3 separate regions of the Mus musculus genome follow, and all the other regions are linked to region 2. The links are chromatin loops, found by intact Hi-C in ENCODE. Cell type or tissue: left cerebral cortex. All regions are shown on one strand.

Region 1 (5,000 bases), 81 kb after region 2:
CATGCCTGTACCAAAGGTAACATCTATCTCCCCATTTTCCTGCTGTGTTTTAACTCTAGTACCCTGAGCAACATCTATAAACAATTTAGGTCTTGGTTTCCTCAGCTACAAAACAGGATACAGAAAGACTTCCTCTTAAACGACAGAAAGGATATTTAATTCTTTGTCTCAGGAAAGAAAGGAAAAGGTGAGATTGCCAGGCTGGTTTGTCAGGCTGATAGGTGTCACTAATGTGCTGAGCTGCGTTTTGAGTACTATGCAGACAAGTGAGACACTGGAGCCTGAGATGACAGCACAGATAAGGCTCTGTTGACAGCAGGTGGAAACCATGTTGCCACATACACTGGGAGGAAGATGAGCCTCAGGGTAGTCAGAAGCCACTCACCTCCTCCAGGTGCTCTTTTCCCCACTGTTGAAGACAGGATGACTGCCTACCAAGAGCTGGGAATCGGGCCATGTTCCCTGGCTCACGTATCTTCTATCTTCCTGCATTAGTTACTTTGTTTTACTGTGGCAAACACATACAAGAAGCAACATAAAGGAGAGAGAGTTTGTTTTGACTTCCAGCTTTAGAGGACGTGACCCATGGTTGTTGGGCCCTGCATTTGCTCGGAGCATTAAGGTGGCAGGAATGTGTTGGGGGGGGGGGGTTATTGTTTGATTTCTGCCTCAAGAGAGAATGTTCTGAGAAAAAGTCTCTGTTGTGTACTAAATGGGACAGCTGTGTCCCCTACTCCAAAGCCACGGGAACATCACAGGAGAGAGATAGAAAGACTGTGGGTGGAAAAGAGTGAGAGGCAATGATGTGGAAAGCTGTCTGTTGGACTGGACTTGCCTACCTACTACACTCAAGACCTGACAGAAACTTTGATGACCTGAACAATATGGGGCCCATCAGCATGCCTTCCTAGGTAGAAGGCACCATAAGCCCCTGTCCCTTGGTGAAGTTATTTGCCCTTAATGACTAAGATGAGTCATTTTTATTCAGTAATGTGGGATGTAACTACTCTTAAATTATCCCTGCTCCAGGAAATAATCCCACATCCATGCTCACACAAGGAAATTTGACTTAGTCAATGGGTTAGAGAGATGGGGGTAATAGCAGAGAGACCTGTTTGGGAAAGGGGAGCTTGGACATGGTGGATGAAGACAAAATGGGGCAATAGGGGTGAATCTAACCGAAACCTAGTGAGTGTCCTTGAGTTACCTGTACCTCTGCAGGTAGCTCCAGTAAAGACACTGATCTGCCAAGCTACACTTATACAGAAATATTTTTCTTCTGTCACTGTTACTCTAGGTGTTCATCTCTCCCTAGCAAAAGTCACAGCACATCCAGTGGTTAGGCCAGAACCTTCAGGACCTGACTGTCTATGGGAGTATCATCACCACACACAGAGCTGTGGAATTTACTGGTATCCTAAGCACATCACAAGCCACTGAAGCTTTCAACCAGAGTTAACCATCACACTGCCCCTCGGCGTGAGCAAGTGAGCCCAAGAGGTTCCTACCCTGCCTCTTGTACTCGGTTTCCATTGCCCCTTCTTCCTACTGATTATACCACAGTATGTTTCTCTAGACCACACCAAGAGCATCCAGATAAGCCTTCCTGTTTCCACACTGCCTCTCCCAAAGAACTTCACACAGAGAACCCAGAAAGCTCCAGCCCTTTAGCATTGCTATGTTCCTTGTCTTTCCAGCACCCCAGTCTTCATTTCCACTCTGACCTCTGCTTTCTTCTGCCTTCCCGAAGTTTAAACTTAGCTACGCTGAATTATCCTTACTTCCTCTCTAGAACAAGCAAGCAAACTTTCTAACTTTTTCTCCACAAAGTAGATTACTCTGCATTTTTCCCTGTTTGCTTCTACCCATCCTTAGGTGTCAGTAGGTAGAAATCACCGTGTTTGAAAAGGACTCTCTCTATATTCCTATCCAGCCTAAAGACAAGGGGACCTGTGCCTTCTCAGAGCTCCCAAGTCCCGGTGCATTTACTTCAGTTAAAGTGTTCAGCATGCTACAAGGTCACTGATGTTCACTAAGCAAAGGGCAGGGACCAGGAAATGCTGACTGGCTCACTCATTCACATCGACCCATTTATTCCATAAGTGTTGAATGCCACAACCTGTAGATACATAGAATATAAAGGTAAGACAGAAAAGAGTTGCTAGGATATCTAATGGTAAATTTGAAAGGCGCTGTCCCATTGAGGTTTGTAGAAAGCTTGCAACCTGTCATGTCATGTTGTTCACATGCAAAAGTAGGAGCTCAGCAAATAGAAGCCACATATTCAGGTTCTCAGAACATGCCTACTCTAGAGCACAGACTTCTTGACTCCAGGCCCAGAGCTTTATCCACAGCTTCAGGCCCTTCCTTAGCTATCTCCAAAGACCAGTCCACAACCGGAGGAGGAGGAGGTGGCTGAGTTGACCCCATGTGATTGTTCTTCTGATTGTTCAAACATCAGCAGGCTCTGTGTTTCCACATCAGTGGCTGAATGAGAGACCCTGAGCAAATTGCTTATCCTTGCTGTGTCCAGTGTTTTCATCAGAGAGCAAGTCTCATGTGAAGATTAAAGAATGCCAAGTCCAGAAAAGCTATGGAGAGTGAAAAGGATTTCTTTTTTCGGAAACCTGTTTGGGCAGCTCACACTGCTTACAAGAGGGTTATGCAATACTCCCGTTATGCAAGCCCAAAGCCTGTGGGTGGTTCCCTGTCATCGTTGAAGAGGGGGTGTCACAAATAATGGTTAAGAGTCCAGACTTGGAGACCTATCAAAACATTCAAATCTTGCTTCTGCTTAGATACATAACTTCCTCATGCTACTTCACCTCCTACATAACAATCTCTTCACCACAAAATCTATATAATGGTGCTGGTATATAGGAGATTGCATGTGTAAAGCATTCCATGTCCAGTGTGATGCTGCATACCTATAATCCCAGCACTAGGTAGATGAATGCAGGAAGATCTTCAAAGGCCAGACTGAGCTACATAGACCCTGCTTCAAAATAAACAAATGAGAGTTTAGCATAACACTGCCTACTGTGAAACAATTCATCCTAACTGTCCATTCTAGAGCTCATTATTTGAACAATTACTTACCGCTTGCTTTCTAACAGAAGGGGTTCCAAGCACACAGAATACAGAGCAAGTTGCACAAGACAGACATGGCTTTACTTATTTTTTCCTGGGTATTTTATTTAATATTTATTAAGAACAATATCCATTTGTTGGATGCATATATCTGCATCTGACTCTTTCAGCTGCTTCTTGAGTCTTTCAGAGGGTAATCAAGCTAGGTCCCTTTTTGTGAGCACTCCATGGCCTCAGTTTTAGTGTCAGGCCTTGGGATCTCTCCTTGAGCTGGATCCCACTTTGGACCTGTTACTGGACCTTCTTTTCTTCAGGCTCCTCTCCATTTCCATCCCTGTAATTCTTTCAGACAGGAATACTTATGGGTCAGAGTTGTGACTGTGGGATGGCCCCCCTCTTACTCATTTTATGCCCTGTCTTCCTGCTGGAGATGGGCTCTACAAGCTCCCTCTGCCTACCATCAGGCATTGTATCTAAGGTCCCTCCTGCAGCTGACCCCTGTTGTTGAAGTAGGGAAGGCTGAAAGAGTCTGAGGAGAAATGCGACCGTGTAGGAGAACCAGCAGTCTTAATTAATGTGGACCACCAAGATCTTTCGAACACTGGACCACCAAACAGGCAGTGTACACCAGCTGATATGAGGACCCTAACACACATATAGTAGAGAAATGCCAGGTCTGTGTTCATAAGAGAAAATGCACCCAACCCTCATGAGACTGGAAGCTCCAGGGAGTTTAGAGGTCAGGTGGGGTGAGGGGTGAGGACATCCACTGGAGACAGGGGCTTGGGGAGGAGCTATGGGATGTGAAACAGTTGGAGGGTGGAGGAGGAGGGGGGATAAAATATGGAGTGTAAAAAAATAATTTTTTTTAAAATAGCAATATCCAAGAACATAATAAGAGATGTTCCTCACAAATTCATGATTTTTATTGGTTATTTTATTTATTTACATTTCAAATGTTATCCCCCTTCCCAGGTGCCCCTCCACAAGCCTCCTATCCCCACTGCCTCTATGAGAATGTTTGCCCACCCACCCAACCACTCCTGCCTCAGCAGCCTAGTGTTCCCCTACCTTGAGTCATCAAGCCTCCACAGAACCAAGGGGCTCCCTTCCAGTGATGCCAGATAAGGCAATCCTCTACTACATAACCAGCTGGAGCCATGGGTACCACCTGTGTACCCTTTGGTTGGTGGTTTAGTCCCTGGGAGCTTTGGGGGGTCTGGTTGGTTGATATTGTTATTCTTCCTATGAGGTTGCAAACCCTTTCCACTCCTACAGTTCTTGCCTTAACTTCTCCATTGAGGTCCCTGTGCTCAGTCCAATGTTTGGCTGTGAACATCTGCATCTGTATTGGTCCAGCTCTGGCAGAGCCTCTCGGGGGACAGCTATCAATAAGGGGCTCCTATCAATAAGCACTTCTTGGTATCAGCAATAGTGTCTGGGTTTGATGTCAGCAGATGGGATGGATCCATAGGTGGGGTTAGTCTATGGATGGCCTTTCCTTCAGTTTCTGCTCCTCTCTTTGTCCCTGCACTTTATTTTGACAGGAGGAATTCTGGATTAATATTTTGAGATGGGTGGGTGGCCCCATCCCTCAACTAGGGGCCATACTTATCCACTAGATATGGTCTCTACAGGTTCTGTCTCTCCTTTGCTGGGTGTTTTGGCTGAAGTCCTCCCTGTTGGGTCCTAGAAACCTCTTGGGTCCTTGGCATCTGGGAGTTTCCAGTGGCCATCCCCAGTTCCTCCAGTGGCCTCCCACTGATACATACTTACTTTCAAATTCCAGACTCTCTGTACTTATCCTCCATCTCCTCCCATATCTGAACTGCCCCCCCCCTTTTCCCTCCCCTTCCTCTCTCCATCCCAGATCCCTCTCTCCCTCTACTTCCCAGAGATTATTCTCTCCC
Region 2 (5,000 bases):
GGACTTTTAAACTAGGGTACACAGTATACCAAGAGGTATATGAATTATGGGAGGAAGCATCTTTTGATTTTGAGAGGGCAGCATTATTTCACACTAAAGCCAACTTGAATATATAATAGAGCAGAATACATAATGCACGTGTCTTTTTTAAGATTGAGTTTGCAACTTTAAAGATATTTCAAGTCAGAGAGTCACCACATTGGGCTGTGTCCTAGGTGGCTTTGTCAGGAAGAGAATTGGTTGTGTCTTTTGCCATAGTCCCCTGCAAAGTACTTAAGGAAGAATTTTTAGGATGTCTGCAGAAGACAAAACTCTGTAGGAATATGTATGGGCTCACACAAGGTTGACTCTATGCTGTTGAAGGAGTCTTTAAACATAGATTGTTAGCCTCCAGGTCATCCACATACATAGTAGTGAGGAGAATCAACCATGAGACAGAAACAGAGGGAGTGCACGGTGTTAAGTACTGAGAGGATGAGAAGGTGATTAAACCAGGGCCCAGAAAGGCATAAAATCCTTTAAGCCCCACAGGTCTTCACTCCAGAAAAATGCCAGTTCCTGAGCCAGCTGCATCTCCTCATAATGCAGTTACAACTTCTGTCAGGCACTCTCTCCCACCGACCCACAGCACCAGGCCAGGCAGCCATATTAAGACACAGTTGTGCTTTGTATAATAAAAGTGGGATCTGCACGCACCTTTTTATCAACAGCTTAGTGAGCACACACTGTTCATGGTTGGTTTGCTGTGAGCTAACCCCTCCCAGCCCAGATTCCCCTGGAGAAGTCCATAGTTGACAGTGGCAGAAATGAAGCAAACAGAATGTTTTACGGTGTACCTGGGCCAAGACACCAACAGAGCAAGAGAACCGTGCAAGGGAGGGAAGCAAGAGAGAGCCAGACTTAGAAGACAAGGCTAAACCCAAAAGGCAGACTGCTTTTGTCTCCACCTCACTAATATCTATAAAATGTGCTTTCTTGGCATGAGAATCAAGGCAGAGTTCCCAAGATGATTAGTCTGTTGTCTTTCCTGATTGTCAACACTGAATAAGGCACACTGTTAAGATCTGATTACTGTCTCCAAGTGTTGGCTTCTGTAAGTGACAGTCACCATGAGACATAATTCCAGGCTCACTTATATCTCATTTCCTGCCTCAGTTTCTGCACATGAAATTAGACTCTCCCAGTGAACTTGAACTCTGCCATGGCCACTTGCTTTCCTCCAGCCGGACTCTATGACTAAAGAAACAAAGTCTGTAACACAAACCCAGTGAGCCCTGTCCCGCACCTGATGCCTAGATTTTTTATTACAATGCACAACAGGCCTGTTTGTATTTGGATTCTCTGTACTCAACTGAAGACTGCAGTTGGCCTTTTAATACTCTTCATTCTAAGGACATTATTCTCTTCATAATAGCCACTGTGATGGTTAATATTAATTGTCAATCTGACAGCATCTAAAATTACATGGAAAAGAAGGCTTTCGGGGGTTTCTAGAACAGGCAAAATTTATTTGAGAAGAAACACCTTACATGGGCTGAGGTTCTGGGACTTAATGAAAAGGCGGAAAAACTAAGCTGAGAACCAGCATTTCTCTCTCCATGCTTTCTGACTATGAACGGGTTGTGTGTGTGTGTGTGTGTGTGTGTGTGTGTGTGTGTGTGTAGTGTGAGCAGCTGCTCCAGTCTTTGCTTCCCCGGCTTTCTCAATATGAGAGACTGTATTTCCCAGAATTGTAAACCAAAGTAAACTCCTCCTCCCTTGTGCTGTTTCTTGTTAGTTTCTTTTTAACATGTCAATATGAAAATTAACAAATACAACCACTATCAGCAGTATTCACCACCCACCACCACCACCACCGGCCACCCCACCCAGAACACTAGATGGGAGTCTGTAGCCCAAATCCTGGTGTTAGCTGCATCTGCACGAGCTTGGGAATGTCTTCAGCCTCTTAGAGGTTATCAGCTGCACCACCCGCAAAAGGGAACCACGTGCCTTTGAAGGGAGAGCAAAGCGGCTTGGGCAGACTGCCAAGTGGGTGGGTCCGCGTATAAGGGGTTCACTGCCTGCTTTACCTTTCCCAAGCCCATCCACTCCTTATGAGCTTGACCCCTAAACCATCCTAACCCAAGACAAATTTCCTGAAAAAGCCAGCCTCGGCTGGGAACCCCATCAGTCTTATGCTTTGGTGACCAGAGGCAAAGTTGTCTTTCATTTTTCTTCCAAATAAAACACTGCAGTGTGGATCCTAGCCCCGCATTTCTTGCTCCAGAGGCTCCGAGTCTCGCTCTTAACAGACTACCCATGGTATTCTGCCCTAGTCCTTCGAACACATCTATTTATAGCAGCCATCATTAGCTCTGCAGTCCAAGCGTGGGCTGTCTCACCTGTCCCTCCCCGTCTCCTCTTGCTGAAGTTTCCTTCAAGGGTTTCCAAAGAGTCCTTTGTAATAATAGTTAACATGTACAGGAAAGCCCCAAGGTCATGCTCCACTCTTGGCACCCTTCACTTTAGATTTGAGAAATCCCCTAAAACTCTCATTAACGCAGGCTGCCTCACACCTATGAAACTTTAAAAATATCTAGCTGATCAGCCACTTTGCACACCTCCGTGCAGGCAGAGTGTGTCTGCGCCCGCCGCCCCCATTCCTTTCCTTGGCATTACAATTGTGCAGATGAGAGCTGTCAAAAACCTGACTTCCTACAGTATTTAAAATATAAGGAAGAGAACTGCTCATCTGAAACCAGCTTTACCACTTAAAGAGAAACAGAAAGCCAGGAGGGAGAAGCAGAAAGCAGAGGGGGAGGGGAGGGAAGCAACAAGACGTCCCTGTTCAGAGCTGGTTTTACTAAGGCCCTGCAGCAACTTAGGGCTTGCTTTTATTTATTTATTTATTTATTTATTTATTTATTTATTTATTTATTTATTTATTTGTTGGTTTTGGTTTTTCAAGACAGGGTTTCTATGTGCAGCCTTGGCCAGGCTGCCCACGAACAGAGACCTGCTTGCCTTTGCCTCCCAAGGGCTGGGATTAAAGGCAAGCATTGCCATAGCCTGGCTAAAGGGATATTAACCACAAATTGAGTGTTATTTATAAGACACAGATCTCTGTCTCTGTCTCTCTCTCCCCCTCTCTAGCTGAGTTCCTAAACCACTCGCACCCCCCAAAATACATACACATTTATATGTCAGAAAGTAGATTCACAAAAAGCTGAAGTGCTAAGCTCAAACTATCAGTACAATTTTGTGGCTGTGGCAGCTTCTTTTACCATATTTACCCATCCCCTAAATCCATGTCTACACCAGAATGCACGGCACCTCCTGGGTGGTAAATTTCCCAGACAGATTCTGCACAGAACTACTTGTGTGGAACGACTCTGGGGATGGTTCTCTTGGCCATCTGTCGAGATAAAGCAATCCACAGTTCCACCATGACTGATGAATGCAAGCTTGGGAGCTTCTCACCATCTATGCTGGAATTATGTGGCACTATTTGTCAAACACACGGATTCCTGGATATTCCCTGTTGGTATTTCTGTGCTGCTGAGAGTCAATTAGCTCCTGTGGGCTAATGACTTTAAGACCATGTCGGCTGTTAGAAGGTGGGATCTAGTTCAAGGTCATGGGTCCTTGAAGGATGTGTATTCATCCCTGTCTCGTCCTCTCTAGGATAACTGGCTTCCATGAGGTGAGCAGTTTCTCAGCCCTCCATTCTCTGCACCATGAACTTTCCACATTTCTACAGACCCAGAAACTAGGGACCTCGGACTGAGGCCTTCAGAACCGTGAGCAGTTTCTCCTTCAATCTGATTCGTTCTTTCGTCTCATTGACTTAATACAATATAGTATGTTCCCTACCAAGTACTGACTCTGAACCTGTGCAGGTAATAGAGGGTACCTGTCGTGGTAGGTATGCAGCGGTGATTGTTACTCAACCCAGACATCTGAGATCCTCTGTGCGAGATCGAAGCCTTATTTTTACAGCTTTCCACATGGATGATCCCGTCACAGGGACCTGAGGGCTCCTTCTCAAATGGTTTGCCTAACAGAAGAGATATCAAGGCAAAGGGAGAGAAACCTGTCAGCCAGTGAGCAGGCAAATAGTCTGCTCCAAACATAGTGGATTGTGGAGATGAAGGTAAATTCATCTCAGAAGCGATCAAACTGTAAAACTCATACACTGTAAGAATGGGCAGTATCATTAGACACATAGAAACAATACGCCCCAAACAGACCTGCTGAGAGCTTTGAACAGCAACTCCCTAGAGCTGATTAGGACCTAGAAGACACTATAAAAATGTCACAAGCCAATGTTCCCACATTTCTTCATAATATAGCTTGTTGTAACTTAGTTCTTTAACATGTGCATTGTCTTTCTTTCTTTCTTTTTTTTTTTTTTTTTTTTTTTTTGGTTTTTTGAGACAGGGTTTCTCTGTGTAGTCCTGGAGTCCTGGCTGTCCTGGAACTCACTCTGTAGACCAGGCTGGCCTCGAACTCAGAAATCTGCCTGCCTCTGCCTCCCAAGTGCTGAGATTAAAGGTGTGCGTCACCACTGCCCGGCTTTGTCTTTCTCTTTAACCAGGACATTCAAATGGGGGGGGAGGGGGTCTTTCATAAATGTGCTAACTCACTTAAGCGCTTAGTGCAATCCAGTCTGCCATTTTGAATGAAAATAGCGAACAGACATTCAGGTCATTGAATGTTATTTGAACAGTTATGACTGACTCTTCAACTCTTAATAGTTTTACATGAGGTGTGAGCCCTTTGCAAACTATGTAGGAAGATCCACAGACACCTACAAGTCTAAGACTCTAGAATGTTTCACAATATGTGGCATTCATATACATATGTGCTTTTTCCTTGGGAAACAGACACACTGATTTAAAATGTATGTGTTCGTACATTGGATGTACATGCTTTTGTGTGTGTGTGCACATGATGGGGAGCGCAGAGCCATGTGCATGTGTATGCATTTGAGAAGTCCAGAAATTAGCATCAAACCT
Region 3 (5,000 bases), 1.4 Mb before region 2:
TGGAATTTCCCGTGTCCTCAGGGACTGATGAGACTGTAACTATGGCAACTCTTCCCCTTCGTCTCTTCATCTTCTTTGACCTCTTCATGGATGAGGTGGTAGGTTCTCATTTACAGTAACTATACATGTTGGGTTTTAGATTTGCGTTCTGCTTTTCCAGTGTGCAAGTTAGAGTTACCAGGAAATAGGCCATGACGGCCACTATCTGATGAAAACTCCTATCATTATAATCTAAATTGTTATGTTTCTCCATGAAAGGTAGAAAAGACCAGCAAGTGAGCTGGACACACTGTTCAGTAAGTGTCTTCCTATTAAAACTACATTTATATAATTATTGAAATATTTGTATATTTCTGAATGAACTGTCTGAATATTCTCGACTTTTATGGTGAGGACAGAATTCAATCAGCCCCCACACATACACTGCAATATACATTCAGATGGCGATTTAGGTTGGTTGGAACTTAGGGACTTTTATTATAACTTACAGAAAATTTCAAATCTTTGTAGTAATTTCAGAGTCAGAAAACCTCTGCTTTAACCCAACCTTGGTTAAAGTTCCTCACTGGTTGCCTTGACTGCCTTCCGGAAGATGCAGAGATGCAGGCAGCCATCACAGAAGTAGTGAGCAGATGAAGTGTATCATTGGCAAGTTTTACAGAGAAGGGGGTGCACATGTGTGCTTGTCTTCCATCTCCAGAAGATGTTCAGTAGGAAAACCAATTAAAATGACAAATTTCACTTATTTTCTTGGTTAAATATGCAAACAAACAAACACAAACAGAAAAAGAAACAAACACTGTGTAGGAGCAAGACCTGTCCTTTCTCTCCCCTCTCCATATTCAGGAAGTAAAGCCAATTTGCCACCAACACACCTTTGTCGAGTAAATGAAATGTTTGGTGTTCACGTGATTATGTTAATCACATAGATTATCTCTCTGTAATTCTGTCCTCGTGGCTGTGAGGCGAGTTAAGAGCACTGAGTGTCTGCCGCCTATAGCTATGGACAGACCAGCTTAGCACACTTTTGTTCTGAGCTAAGTTCCCGGGTGCAGTTCTGAAAGATGGCCACAAGAGGTGCCATTTCTGAGCAGGGCTCCACTGCTCTCTGTTTAGACCTCAGGCCAAAATGATTGAAAAGGGTGCTTCATTTCTAAGAAAGGGAAAGTCGGGAATTCGATGTCAATTAAACTGGAAATATTTTTCATGTCTGTGTTTCAATCTCTAAGCTTGCCAGTGGGAACACATGCATGGCAGAATTCCTGACCTCTACCCATGAGTGTGTCCCGTTGTCTTGAGACGCCAGATTGCAAGCATGAGAGTCTGTGTCCCATCCTGAGCAGCAATGTGAGAATGAAGCTGAGCCCTGGGAAACAGTTGTGAGAGAATCTGGGCTTTGTGGCAAGCTCTCCTAAGCAACTCAGGGAGGACAGGCCAAGTGAGAGACACTGGCTAAAAGACGTGAGTTGAAAAGCTAGAGAAAAGAGACAAAGAGACAGCTAGCAAGGACCTCTGGCCTCCTTGTGCATGTGCACATATGTACATGCATGTGTACACACACACACAAGATCACACAGACCTGGAGTTTTTAAAAAGCTACCAAGAAAATGCTTTTGTAAAGTAAAAGAAACAAAAGAGGCTGAGCTAAAGACAGTGCTGGGATTAATACTGTGAAGGCTTTAAGTGTCCTTTGTGACGTGATGATGCTGAGCACCAGGATAAACCTTCTATTAAGTTCATTTAAAGCATGATAATTAAGTTGCAGTTATGCAGAAATCTGTCATTAGAAAACTATTCTAAGGTGCTGAGGGGATATATAGCTATAACCTGTTGTAAACTGGGATAGCACAAGACCAGACCATTCACACACACACACACACACACACACACACACACACACACACACACACACACACACACACACACACACGTATGCATATGTACATACTTATATTGTGTCACTTATGGAAAAGATTTTACATATTGTGTCATGTGAGTTACTTTGAAGCTAATTCATGTTGTGGAGCTCAAATTAATGTACGTTAGGTAGTATTAGAGATATTTTACATTTACTTATACTCACATATACACACGTACAGAGAGCGGGGAGAGGGAGGGGAGGGGGAGGGGAGGGGGAGAGGGAGAGGAAGAGGGAAAGGGAGGGGGAGACATATATGTGAGATGATGCTGGTCATTATTATTTACAAGTCTGTGGTGGGCCCTTTAAATGTCTGATTTTTAATTTGTGCAGTGAAGAAGTAGTTGAATTTCCTTATGGCCTTATGTTTTAATGTTTTCATAGCTTTACTTTAGGTTCTGAATCTAAACACACCTGGGCATGTGCTTGCTAATTATCTTTAGCATAGAGCAGGTGAGCTGCTGGTGTCTTGGCTCAATCAGCCAGTAGGTGGCAGTGTGCAACCAAGAAATCATTGCCTGGCTGCAGACACTGTTTTAATTAGCTAAAAGGAAAACAGGTATGGCTTCACAGATCGTTTATTTATTTATTTATTTATTTATTTATTTATTTTAATTTGCCTAAGCAGCCACTGAGGGCAGATGGTTTCCCCTCTCTCCTCCCAGCTTAAGTATCAGAGGAGAAGGAATATCAAAAGGCAATCAATTGCTGGCCTGGGCCAACCCCCTGAACTTTAGTCCTGCAAACATCATCAGCCCTATGCCATCTTCGAAATTGCTGCAGTGGAAGGAAGCATGGAGCTATCAATTACTTCTGGGGCTGCAATGGCCTCTGTCCTTGAAAAGCAAGCCTGCTGACTCTGTGGATGAGATAAAGGGCTATTGTGGAGGCTGGAGGCGGGCTTCTCTATTGGGTCCTAGAAGTTGATTGAGGGCCCCAGAGAAAGAAATGGAAGACCAGCTTAAGTAGTACATGATAGCCAAACCCCCTGAAATGAATTACCATGAGACGTACAGCACAATAATTGCATCATGGAGGCCGCAGAAGCCTCTTGTGGAAGCAGAAGCCTTTCTAAAAGACCACCTCTCCTGGAGCTGTTCACTTTGTCTTTTGAGAGGGGAAGCTGAATGCAGGGGAGATGCGAGGCTGTCTGCATGTACTAAGCACACGTTAGATCAGTGTTGATGTTTTGGGTGTAGTCTCCAATTAATGAATGCAAAAGGGTAGTATCAATACCACTTGGACCAAGAAGAACTGTGAATGTCGGAAACAGTGTGTATTTAGGAGACTGGGAGTGGCTCAGTCTGTAAAGAACTTGCTTTGAAAGCACAAGGACCTACCTGAGCTTAATCCCCATCAATGCTGAGGCCACACCCAACCATGCTGAGGTCACACCCAACCATGCTGAGGCCACACCCAACCATGCTGAGGCCACACCCAACCATGCTGAGGTCACACCCAACCATGCTGAGGCCACACCCAACCATGCTGAGGTCACACCCAACCATGCTGAAGGCTACACCCAACCATGCTGAGGCTACACCCAACCATACTAAACTCACGCCCAACCATGCTGAGTGTGGTAGTGTACACTTGTAACTCCAGGGATCTCTGAGTCTCACTGGCCAGGCAATATATTCTACAAGATGAACTCTAGGCTAGTGACAGCCACTGCTCAAAGATGGCCCTGGGGATGACACCTGAGGTTGCCCTTTGACCTCCACAGGAATGCACAAACATGACAATGCATACAGAAACTTGAACACATGAAAGAGTGTCCTATCATCTGAAGTACCATGGATAAATCAGGGCATTATAGACCAGGAGATGTAAACCAGACACAAAACCCAAACACTGCTGGTTGGTGCCACGTATGGGTTGGATCAGAGCCCGAGTTCTACTGGGAAGTCATGGACAAGGATGGAAGGGATGAAAGAAAGTCCAAAGAGTATTTTGAGTAAGTGAACTAAAGGCATGAACTTTCTTTCTTTTTCTTCTTTCTTTTTAATTTTTTAAATCACTCTTACAGTAAATGAATCCCAGATATTTTCTCATGAAATAAAAGCCATCCTTGTTCATACCAGAACATGTCAAACATACTGAAACATAAGAGACCAATGTATGTATGTTGTCTCACTATTCAAGAGTCACTATTTTAAGGCAGACATAAGGACACAAGGCTCCTAACCGGAACACCTGGATAATTCACACAGAGAGATGGAAGTGCAAGGCCAACTTGGGCTACAAAGTGACTTCCAGGCCAGCTGTTGGCTTGGCTACTTTCTACTGCTTTAGCAAGGTAATGTATAAAATAAAACGTTTGATTTGAGGCTCACAGTTTTACAGGGCAGTAGAGTCCATGATCATCATGGTGAGTAGAATGTAAGCAAAAGGGCAGACACGGCACTGGAGCACCAGCTAAGAGCTTACATCTGATCCACAAGGCAGAGAGAGTGATAGCAAGAAAGTGAGAGAGTGAGAAAGCAAGCTCTAGTTAACTTGGTTGGGATTTTGAAATGTCAGGCTCCTGTCAGCAGGCTCTTGTTGGCATCGGCGTAGTGTCTGGGTTTGGTGGTTGTTTATGGGGTAGATCGCCAAGTGGAGCAGTCTCTGGATGGTCATTACTTCAGCTGTCTGCTGTGAGGCTGTGCCATTGCCTGGCAAATACAGAAGTGGATGCTCACAGTCATCCATTGGACGGAGCACAAGGTCCCCAGTGAAGGAGCCAGAGAAATACGCAGGGAGCTGAAGGGGACTGAAGCCCCATAGAAGGAACAACGATATGAACTAACCAGTACCCTAGGAGTTCCTTGGAATTATACCACCAATCAAAGAAAATACAAGGTGGAACTTGTGGCTCTAGCTATATTTGTAGCAGAGGATGGCCTAGTCACTCATCAATGGGAGGAGAGGCCCTAGGTCTGGTGAAGGCTCTATGCCCCAGTATAGGAGAATGCCAGGACCAGGAATGGGAGTGAGTGGGTTGGGGAGCAAGGGGAATGGGGAGGGGGAGGGATTTTCGGAGGGGAAACTGGGAAAGGGGATAACATTTGAAATGTAAATAAAGAAAAATATTTAATAA

What was found. A loop is a pair of places that touch in the nucleus more often than their neighbours do. Peaks named below come from ENCODE experiments on the same cell type or tissue, not always from the same donor. Only the 100,000 strongest peaks of a DNase experiment are listed, where the experiment ranks them.
Region 1: it touches region 2 in a loop (7-fold over the local background); 2 of 42 quality-filtered maps call a loop at or near these places.
Region 3: a loop joins it to region 2, with 9 times the contacts of the local background. A loop is called at or near these places in 2 of 42 quality-filtered maps.

The regions. Positions count from the first base shown.
Region 1 is chr16:8,006,473-8,011,472 of GRCm38, forward strand. No RefSeq gene overlaps it. Among named protein-coding and RNA genes, the nearest start is that of Gm29854, 240 kb to the left of the region's middle. In left cerebral cortex, no CTCF peak of the experiment used is centred here; a DNase peak (open chromatin) is centred at 2,685; H3K27ac peaks cover 2,703 bases.
Region 2 is chr16:7,925,949-7,930,948 of GRCm38, forward strand. No RefSeq gene overlaps it. Among named protein-coding and RNA genes, the nearest start is that of Gm29854, 160 kb to the left of the region's middle. In left cerebral cortex, no CTCF peak of the experiment used is centred here; DNase peaks (open chromatin) are centred at 2,261, 2,647 and 3,345.
Region 3 is chr16:6,501,369-6,506,368 of GRCm38, forward strand. It overlaps a transcript of Rbfox1 not described here. Among named protein-coding and RNA genes, the nearest start is that of Gm36824, 400 kb to the left of the region's middle. In left cerebral cortex, CTCF peaks have their summits at 1,068 and 2,392 (motif pointing right); DNase peaks (open chromatin) are centred at 1,063 and 2,415.